Regions from separate parts of the Homo sapiens genome. Here region 1 is linked to region 2. Evidence: read pairs that join two places in POLR2A ChIA-PET (ENCODE). Cell type or tissue: HCT116. All regions are shown on one strand. Region 1 has its middle 260 kb from the start of USP25. Region 2 overlaps ASMER1 (adipocyte associated metabolic related lncRNA 1).

Region 1 (4,000 bases), 600 kb after region 2:
CCACTATGCCAGGCCAGATATTTTTGCATATGTTACCTCATTTAAGCCTCACAAATCCTCAGGTATCACTATCCTTTTGTTCAGATACTGGAACTGGAGATCAGAGCATTTAAGGGATTTCTGTACAGTCTGAAAAGTAAGGATCAGAGGTCAAATTCTAATCCAGGACAAACCGTTAACTATGCCTTCTTTGACTTTAAGATAAGAGAATAACTCAGAATTTTATACATTTAATAGGCAGAAAAACTCTAAATTCTCCAATTCTATACAGGTATTTCCTAAAAAGCAGCATAATCATTGTCATCATGGGGAAGAAATGTAGATCAATCATCTCAATGCACTTGGCTTAGTGCTAGCAGTAGCTTTAAAGGAATTAATAGATAAATTCCCTTGACTACGATTTTAGAATCATTAAAAAAGCATTGAGAAAAGTTATTTTCTAGGTAACTTTCCCCATGATTTTGAAACTTAACCTTTATTGGAACCTTCCAAATCTTTCTGTTCAAATCCTTATGATTTAGATTATGAACTTAAGTTGGAAATAACTTTTCCTTATAAAATCATAATGGTTCTATCTATCTATACACACATACGTATTTGACCTCAATTTAATTGTCTTTGAATGAGATTCTGCATTCATGTTAAGATATTTCATTTATTTAAACTAGATTATTCCATTACCAAACATGCCTTCTGTTTAAACTGTTTGAATCACAGCCAAGTAAGAAGCAAATCCTATTCAACTGAACTGAGCCTCTCTGGCCAGCCTTGTGAGTAAGGAGAAAAGAAGTAAAAGAGGGAGGAGAAGAGTTTGATTATGGTGATTTGGTACCTGGAAAAGATGGGGTAAAATCATCAGGTTTTGTAAATAAAAATACAGAACACTTGAATACATTTGAACTTCAGATAAAACAAGGCACAGTTTTTTGTACAAGGATGTCTCAAATACTGCATGAGACATACTTATATTTTAAAATCACCCATTGTTTATTTAAATTCATATTTAACTGGGTGTCCTATATTTTATCTGGTAACCCTAGATGAAGGATCACACAGGACAAATATAACTAGCATTGGGTTCCAATTGCCACATGTCTTTTATGCACAGATTGGCAGGCTTCTCCTGGGGGAAAGTAGAGGCTTAAAATTGAGGCTGCTTTTGCTCACTGCTTAATAGTGACAAGCTATTGATAGCCAGGCATTGCCAAATTCTCATTAGTTTCTAAAAGTCAGGAACTACATTTAGAAAAAAGCGGCTCGCTTATGGAGAGGTCATCTCTCCAGTAACCTCAAGTACCAGGAACACAGCTGAAACCCAGGAAGCAAGGGAAAAAAAGGCCTCTGAGGATTCAAAATAGAAACCATGTGCTAAAGCTCATGCTCTTTTCTCTGAGAAGAGGCCCTCAGACTTGCACTCAGTGTAATTTGCTCTTCTTTCAGACACCATCCAAACAAGTTTGGTTGTCTGATTTCCCACCCAACAGAGATAGAAAGCAGGAAATTGCAAAGTGGGCAGGATGGCTATGTAGACTAGGGGTCAGCCTTGTGGCAGACGATCTGGTAAAAACACATGCACACATATACACACACAAACACACACATGCACTCCACTATATGCAGCAATTCCCATAAAAATTTGGAAGAAATGTACCAAAATGGAATTTGTGGTTATTTTTTAGTAATGAGCTTACAAGTGGTCTTATTTTCTTCTTACACTTTTTAAATATTAGCTAAACTTTTTACATGCATGTTTATGATCAGAAGAGGCAACACAGATATTTTCAATTAAAGAAAATTTAAAAATTATTTCTTGATTCTCTCAGGAGAGCTCTGTTCACACCTCTATTAGAAGCATTTCCCAAATGGTAATTATATGCCAGACATTTATTTGTCTTTGTCCTCTGCTGACTTGTAAACTTTTTGAGAGCAGAGTTAGTACCTTTGTAGCATTGTAGCCTTAGTTATCAGCATAATCTCTAGCACACCAATGCCCAATAAATATTTGTTGAGTATGGAATGAAAGTCAAAATGCATGGTGTTTCTATGGGCATCTAGACATGGAATTCTCCACACCTCTGTCTCCCAGGAGCAGTGCGCCACTGTGGTCTGCTTTGCCCTTTGACTAGGATAAAAGTCTACTCTAAGTCCACAATACAAATTAGAATTAAGATTGCATTCTCTGTTTTTAAAAGCACAGAGGAATATGATTTATTCTGGCAAAGTGTCTTTTGAAATGGTTAGCATCTTTTAAAGTTTTGGCTTAAAGGAATGAGTATAAGAAATTTTGAGAATTCTCTTACTTTTAGTCATTTATTTGAAAATCTGGCTGTATCTGTTAATTGAGGATCATGGGCTAAAGATATGGGACACGGCTCTCAGAGTTGCACTACAGAGGTAAAATGCAATCTGTAAAATATTGGCTGTAGAATAAGACCATGTACAAGTTCTAGAGGAAGAAATGAGAGACCCCTATATGTATTACTTTATATGGCATCTTTATAAAGCTTTAAGGCATGTGCATCTTTGCAAATAAATAAAAATGTGAAAAACACCAAAGCTCTACTTTCCTTGTAACCAATTTCCTTAAAGACCCCCCCTTCTCAGTGCTACATAGAAGGATTGAATATGGTCTTAAGTTCTACTCTTTTTCAACACAAACGAAGATTAAACCAATTCATTCAGAAGAAAGAGAAATGACTGGATTCCATTTACAAGTAGAAAAGGAGTAGAATTTTAGGTCAGGTGCAGTGGCTCATGCCTGTAATCCCAGCACTTTAAGAGGCCGAGGCAGGTGGATCGCGAGGTCAGGAGTTCGAGACCAGCCTGGCCAATATGGTGAAACCCCATCTCTACTAAAAATATAAAACTTAGCTGGGCGTGGTGGTGTGCACCTGTAATCCCAGCTACTCGGGAGGCTGAGGCAGGAGAATTGCTTGAACCCAGGAGGCAGAGGTTGCAATGAGCTGAGATCATGCCACTGCACTTTAGCCTGAGCAATAGAGCAAGACTCTGTAAAAAAGTAAATAAATAAAAAATAAAAAACATAAAAAAAATAAAAAAAACTATGACTATTTAATCAGAAAGAAATATATGAGTTGCTGAACAGTGGATATCATGGCAGAGATACGTGACAATACTGAATAGGATGATTCACCATCTGTTATTTATGTTTTATAAATGATTTCAAAGCACATTTTAGTAACTTGGACGGGATTCTCAAAGCGGGAAAACAGTGTTGCCTTTGCCCACAAATGCACCAGGGCCTGCCAGCAGAGCCCCTTAACCCTAAAAAGCAGCTACTCAAAATTAAAATGCACATGAGGACATTTTTCACTACAATCAACCTGGGTATCAGTATCGACGAACAGGGCTAAGCATTGGTAACTTAATGCAGAGATAAATTTGTACTTTACCCATTGAATTTGGTTCCTTTTCCACATCTGTAAAAAGTTAAATAGAATGGTAAAGTTACCTGATTTGTCTTTCATCTCGTTATTTCTCTACTCCTTGAAGGTAATGCCGAGGAAACACACACACACACACACACACACACACACACACACACAGAGAGAGAGAGAGAGAGAGAAAAAAAAGTAAGTCCAAAGCAGGCAGCAGGAAAAAGACAGAAAAAGTGACAAATAAATGATTAATCCCTGGAAAATTTAAATTTAATAGTGAATACGGACAACTTTCAACTTATAAAAGAAAAACATCCCTTGGGCATCAAGCCTAAGATACTCAACTGTAAGAGGCGGTAAGTCTGTAAGCCTAATAAATAACTTTAGGAAAAGTTTTAAAACTTTGTTTTGATTTTTTAAATATCTAGACCAATGTGTTTTTAAAAACTAGAAATAATGGAATAAATTCCTAATATTTGAAAGAAGATGTCAAGAAAGATAGCGAAGCCTTCCTAAATCACAAGCCTCTATGTCACTCCTTAGACATAATCATCTTTTTGTATCCCACATGAAAATCTTCAGCTATGAAGTGACTATACGGT
Region 2 (4,000 bases):
CTCCTGGCCTCAAGGGATCATCCTGCCTCAGCCTACCAAAGTGTTGGAGATACAGGCATGCACCAGCATGCCCAGCCTGATATTCCTTGAAATACCTCAAGCCATCCTGTAGTATCAACTACCACAAATATGTGAGGGCTGCTCCAGTTCATATCTACATCTTGAACCTCTCTAAGTCTCCATGGGTCAACCTCCTGTGTTTTCCTGCAGCACACCAAAGTGTGCTCAAAAAAGCAAATGAAAAAGAATACAAAACAGTTGATACTCACTTGCAAAATAAAACCAGATGCAGCTTTCTTTACAAATTGAGAAAGATGTTTTTTAAGCATAATGACTAGTGTTGGCAAATGAACTTGTCCCTCTCAAATATCATGTGAGACTTTGGTTTGATACAATTTTACTGGAGAGTTATTTAGCAATGTGAATCAAGTATTTAAGAATTGTTAATTCCTTTTGACCTAGTAATTTTACTCCTTAGGAATTATCCCAAGAAAATAATCAGACCTGCACCAAAGATTTATATATGGATACATATACAAAGCACATATTTGCATATAAGGACTACACCCACAGATCCATAACCGTAAAGTCTCAAAGTTACTGACTGTTGGCTTTTAAACTTTTAAACTTTTAAACACAGATACATATCTCTGAGTCTAGTCTTTATATGCAAATATATATGTTTTATATATGTATATTTTTTGAATCATTTTATGTGGTTTATATTTATTCAATTTTTATATGCTTGGTTTAGAAGCATATAAAATGTTCACTTTTCAGAAAACATTAGGAATTGGTTATATTTTAGAAAGAAACGTAGAATATCACATTTCAATTTGGACTAGCACTTTTCAAGCGGCTGCTAACCACATGTGGATAGTGGCTATCCTATCAGCATAGAGCTACACGAAGGGCATATGACTGCTTATTTTACTATGCTTGCAATTTCTGTAGCTTTGATTTTTTTTAAATAAAATGTTGGCCAGGCACGGTGGTTATGCCTGTAATCCGAGCACTTTTGGAGGCTGAGGTGAGCTGATTACCTGAGATCAGGAGTTCGAGACCAACCTGGCCAACATGGTGAAACCCCGTCTCTACTAAAAATCCAAAAAAATTAGCCAGGCGTGGTGGCAAGTGCCTGTAATCCCAGCTACTCGGGAGGCTGAGGCAGGAGAATCACTTGAATCCGGGAGGCAGAGGTTGCAGTGAGCTGAGATCACGCCATTGCACTCCAGCCTGGGTGACAAAACCCAGACTCCTTCTCAAAAAAAAAAAGTTGGGGGAGGAAAGGCCTTTGAAAACACTTGCAATCACATTCATTCTGCTTCAGACTGTTTACTCTTCTTAATCCCTGCTAACCATGGTTAATTCACTAGCATTTTTGCTTTTCAAGCAGTGACATCCACAAGACCATATTGTGATCTTTCTATTCTTTGCATAGTTTCATGGTTCTTAGAGGAAAAAAAAAGATGTCACACATAACAAACAAACTAACCAGTAGTGACACTAAAATGAGAAAAGGGTTTTGGCATGGCTCAAAAAAGCCATGTGTATAATTTTTAAATCAGTGCTGCAATTTGTGGCCCAGCAAGTGAGACGGCATTTTGCTTCCTCCTCAAGAACCCTTTGTTCTTGTCATGAACCAGAATTTAAGCTTCTGCACTCTGTTTCTGGGAGGCAGAGTCCTCTTTGACCTGATCTGTCTCCTTTGACAAGGAGACAGATTTTAGCTTGTCCAAAAAAAGATAACCCCTGCTGCTCCTTGTTTGGAAAAAACACATTCTCCTTCCTGGGAGAGGCTGAAAGAAGAATTGACTACAAAAGAGAATGTAACAAGTCTTCATTTTCAACTCATTTCCCTTTAATTTTTATGCCAAGTACAGCCGTGCCTTGAGTGATGTGGCAACAGGCTGAATTTCCCCTTCTTTCTCAGATTGTCTCTTATTTTGACAACGGCCTCCTTTCGTTAATAAGAAGTCAATGACATGTTCCTCTGTTTTCTTAACAAAAATCTGCACTGCTTGTGGATAGGATGGTCACATAATTTCGCAGTCCACAATGCTGGGGACTAGGGGATAGGAAAAAACGTAGAGAAGCATGTTTTACCGGGAAGAAAATAGTAGCAATGCAGCTACCCTAACTTGAATGGAACAAAGCTAATACTTGTACTTCTTGTTCCTTTCAAATGCCTTTCTTGAATACCTAAGTTCTCATAGTCCTGGAGAATCTTGAGAAACAATAAAACTTTGTGATTGTTTTAGAACTTCAAAACTTCTGCACAGGATTGACTTGAAATATCAGAGAGGTTCTTGTGGAAGAGGATGTGAGGGTATCTTTTTAAGCCAGCTGTCACTACATAGCCAGACTTTTAAGATAAAATGCTAAGGAAAAAAAAAACTTATTTTAGCTCCTCAAAAGAAGGAAGGAAAAGAAAGGAAGAAATGAAGGAAGGGAGGGAGGGACAGAGAGGGAGGGAGGGTAGGGGTGAAAAAAAACACTTTGCTGCAGTTCACAAAAATTTGATTAAGTGTAATGAAAACTTTAATTTGTTGATAAAAGCACTCAGTTATTAAGTCCTTTTAACTTTACTCATATTTCCCACCATAAATATGTAACATGTATGTATATGTATTTATTTCCAAACTTGAAGTTTAAAGGCAATCTCTATACCCTCTCCATATGCATTCTTTAAAATCAAATATAACAAAATATTTATTCAGATGTTTTCTCTTCTTCAATCTTCAGTGAAGGAAAATATAATTTTCTTTCTTCAGCAGAGATTGCACAGTGGCTTTAATCAAATCAATCCATTTCACCACTAGATATAGAATATTTTCCCTAAGGGCCACAAAAAGTCGAAGTTGATTTGTCTTTGTCAAAGCAGATAAGTTGTTAAATGAAAGAAACAGTACCAGAATCCTTCCAACTAACTGAACTAGGAGAGAGGAATAAAGGAGATGAACTCTACGTGCAAACATACATATAATTTCTTTTTTCCTCATCTGTCTCTTGCTCTGTTTCCCCCAGTTCCATCTGCAATAGCAGCCATACAGCACCTAGACTGTTGAGAGATACTGAAACTTGAAAGAAAAGGGAATGTACAATGTGCAAATGCAATATCATTATTCAATAACTTTGCAAGTAATTTTATTACCTGAGACACCATGGTTTCTTTGTCTCCTTTTTCTGTGTCCCATTCTCTGCCTCTAGCTGTGGGTCTGTCTCTCTCCTACACATACATACTCACCTAGAGGGGCATACATATTAATAATGTGTGGGAATTTCTTACTTAAAGCTACTTCCTCTTCAAACCAAGAATAGCAGAATACCTGGATCCAATAAACAAATGATCTTGTCTCGACATCTAAAATAAATTATCTGGCAGAACACTGTAAATGAATACTTAATAGCAAAACTTAATAATAAGGGAACACACAAAGAAGTGCAAGAGTAGGAAGCTTTCTTGTATCACTTCCTCATGCCAAAAACAGAACTGGAAATTGTCACTCAAAAAAAAAACTTTTAAAATATAGTAGTTCAAGTTTCAAACGTGGTCCCAACAAATCAGATATACAACTGTAATCTCAGTTCTTTATTCTATACACCAACTTTAGATATCTTCCCATAAGTCTTAAAGTGATTTTTGAATACAAATATTTTTCTCCCTTCAGGCTAAGCCCTATGGGCGAGTGCAGAACTCGTACAACTGGTTCTACTACCAAACTATAAAATGTTCATTCCCTATTTTTCACATAAGAAGAAAGCAACTTTCTCCTTTTTTCTCATTCTCATTTTAGCCTGAACACCTGGCTTTTTCTGAAGCTATGCCAGGTTCAGATCAGATACTATGAGGGCAGCAATGACTACGGGTTACTGCACACACTATCTCCATGGTTTCTACTGTGAAATCCCTTTAAACTTTCTATCTGGACTATTTTCATGTGCTGTGTATGCGTGAGCACCTCTGGAGGTTATTAAGTAGTTGTTTCATCAATAAATG

What was found. ChIA-PET counts read pairs that join two places held together with the same protein. Peaks named below come from ENCODE experiments on the same cell type or tissue, not always from the same donor. Only the 100,000 strongest peaks of a DNase experiment are listed, where the experiment ranks them.
Region 1: POLR2A ChIA-PET joins it to region 2 with 7 read pairs; 2 of 35 experiments call an interaction of 5 or more read pairs at or near these places.

The regions. Positions count from the first base shown.
Region 1 is chr21:15,467,252-15,471,251 of GRCh38, forward strand. No RefSeq gene overlaps it. Among named protein-coding and RNA genes, the nearest start is that of USP25, 260 kb to the right of the region's middle. In HCT116, no CTCF peak of the experiment used is centred here; no DNase peak of the experiment used is centred here.
Region 2 is chr21:14,867,027-14,871,026 of GRCh38, forward strand. The region is part of intron 1 of ASMER1 (adipocyte associated metabolic related lncRNA 1); the gene reads right to left. Among named protein-coding and RNA genes, the nearest start is that of ASMER1, 50 kb to the right of the region's middle. RefSeq lists an enhancer at 3,787-3,836. In HCT116, no CTCF peak of the experiment used is centred here; no DNase peak of the experiment used is centred here; H3K4me3 peaks cover 187 bases; H3K27ac peaks cover 1,202 bases.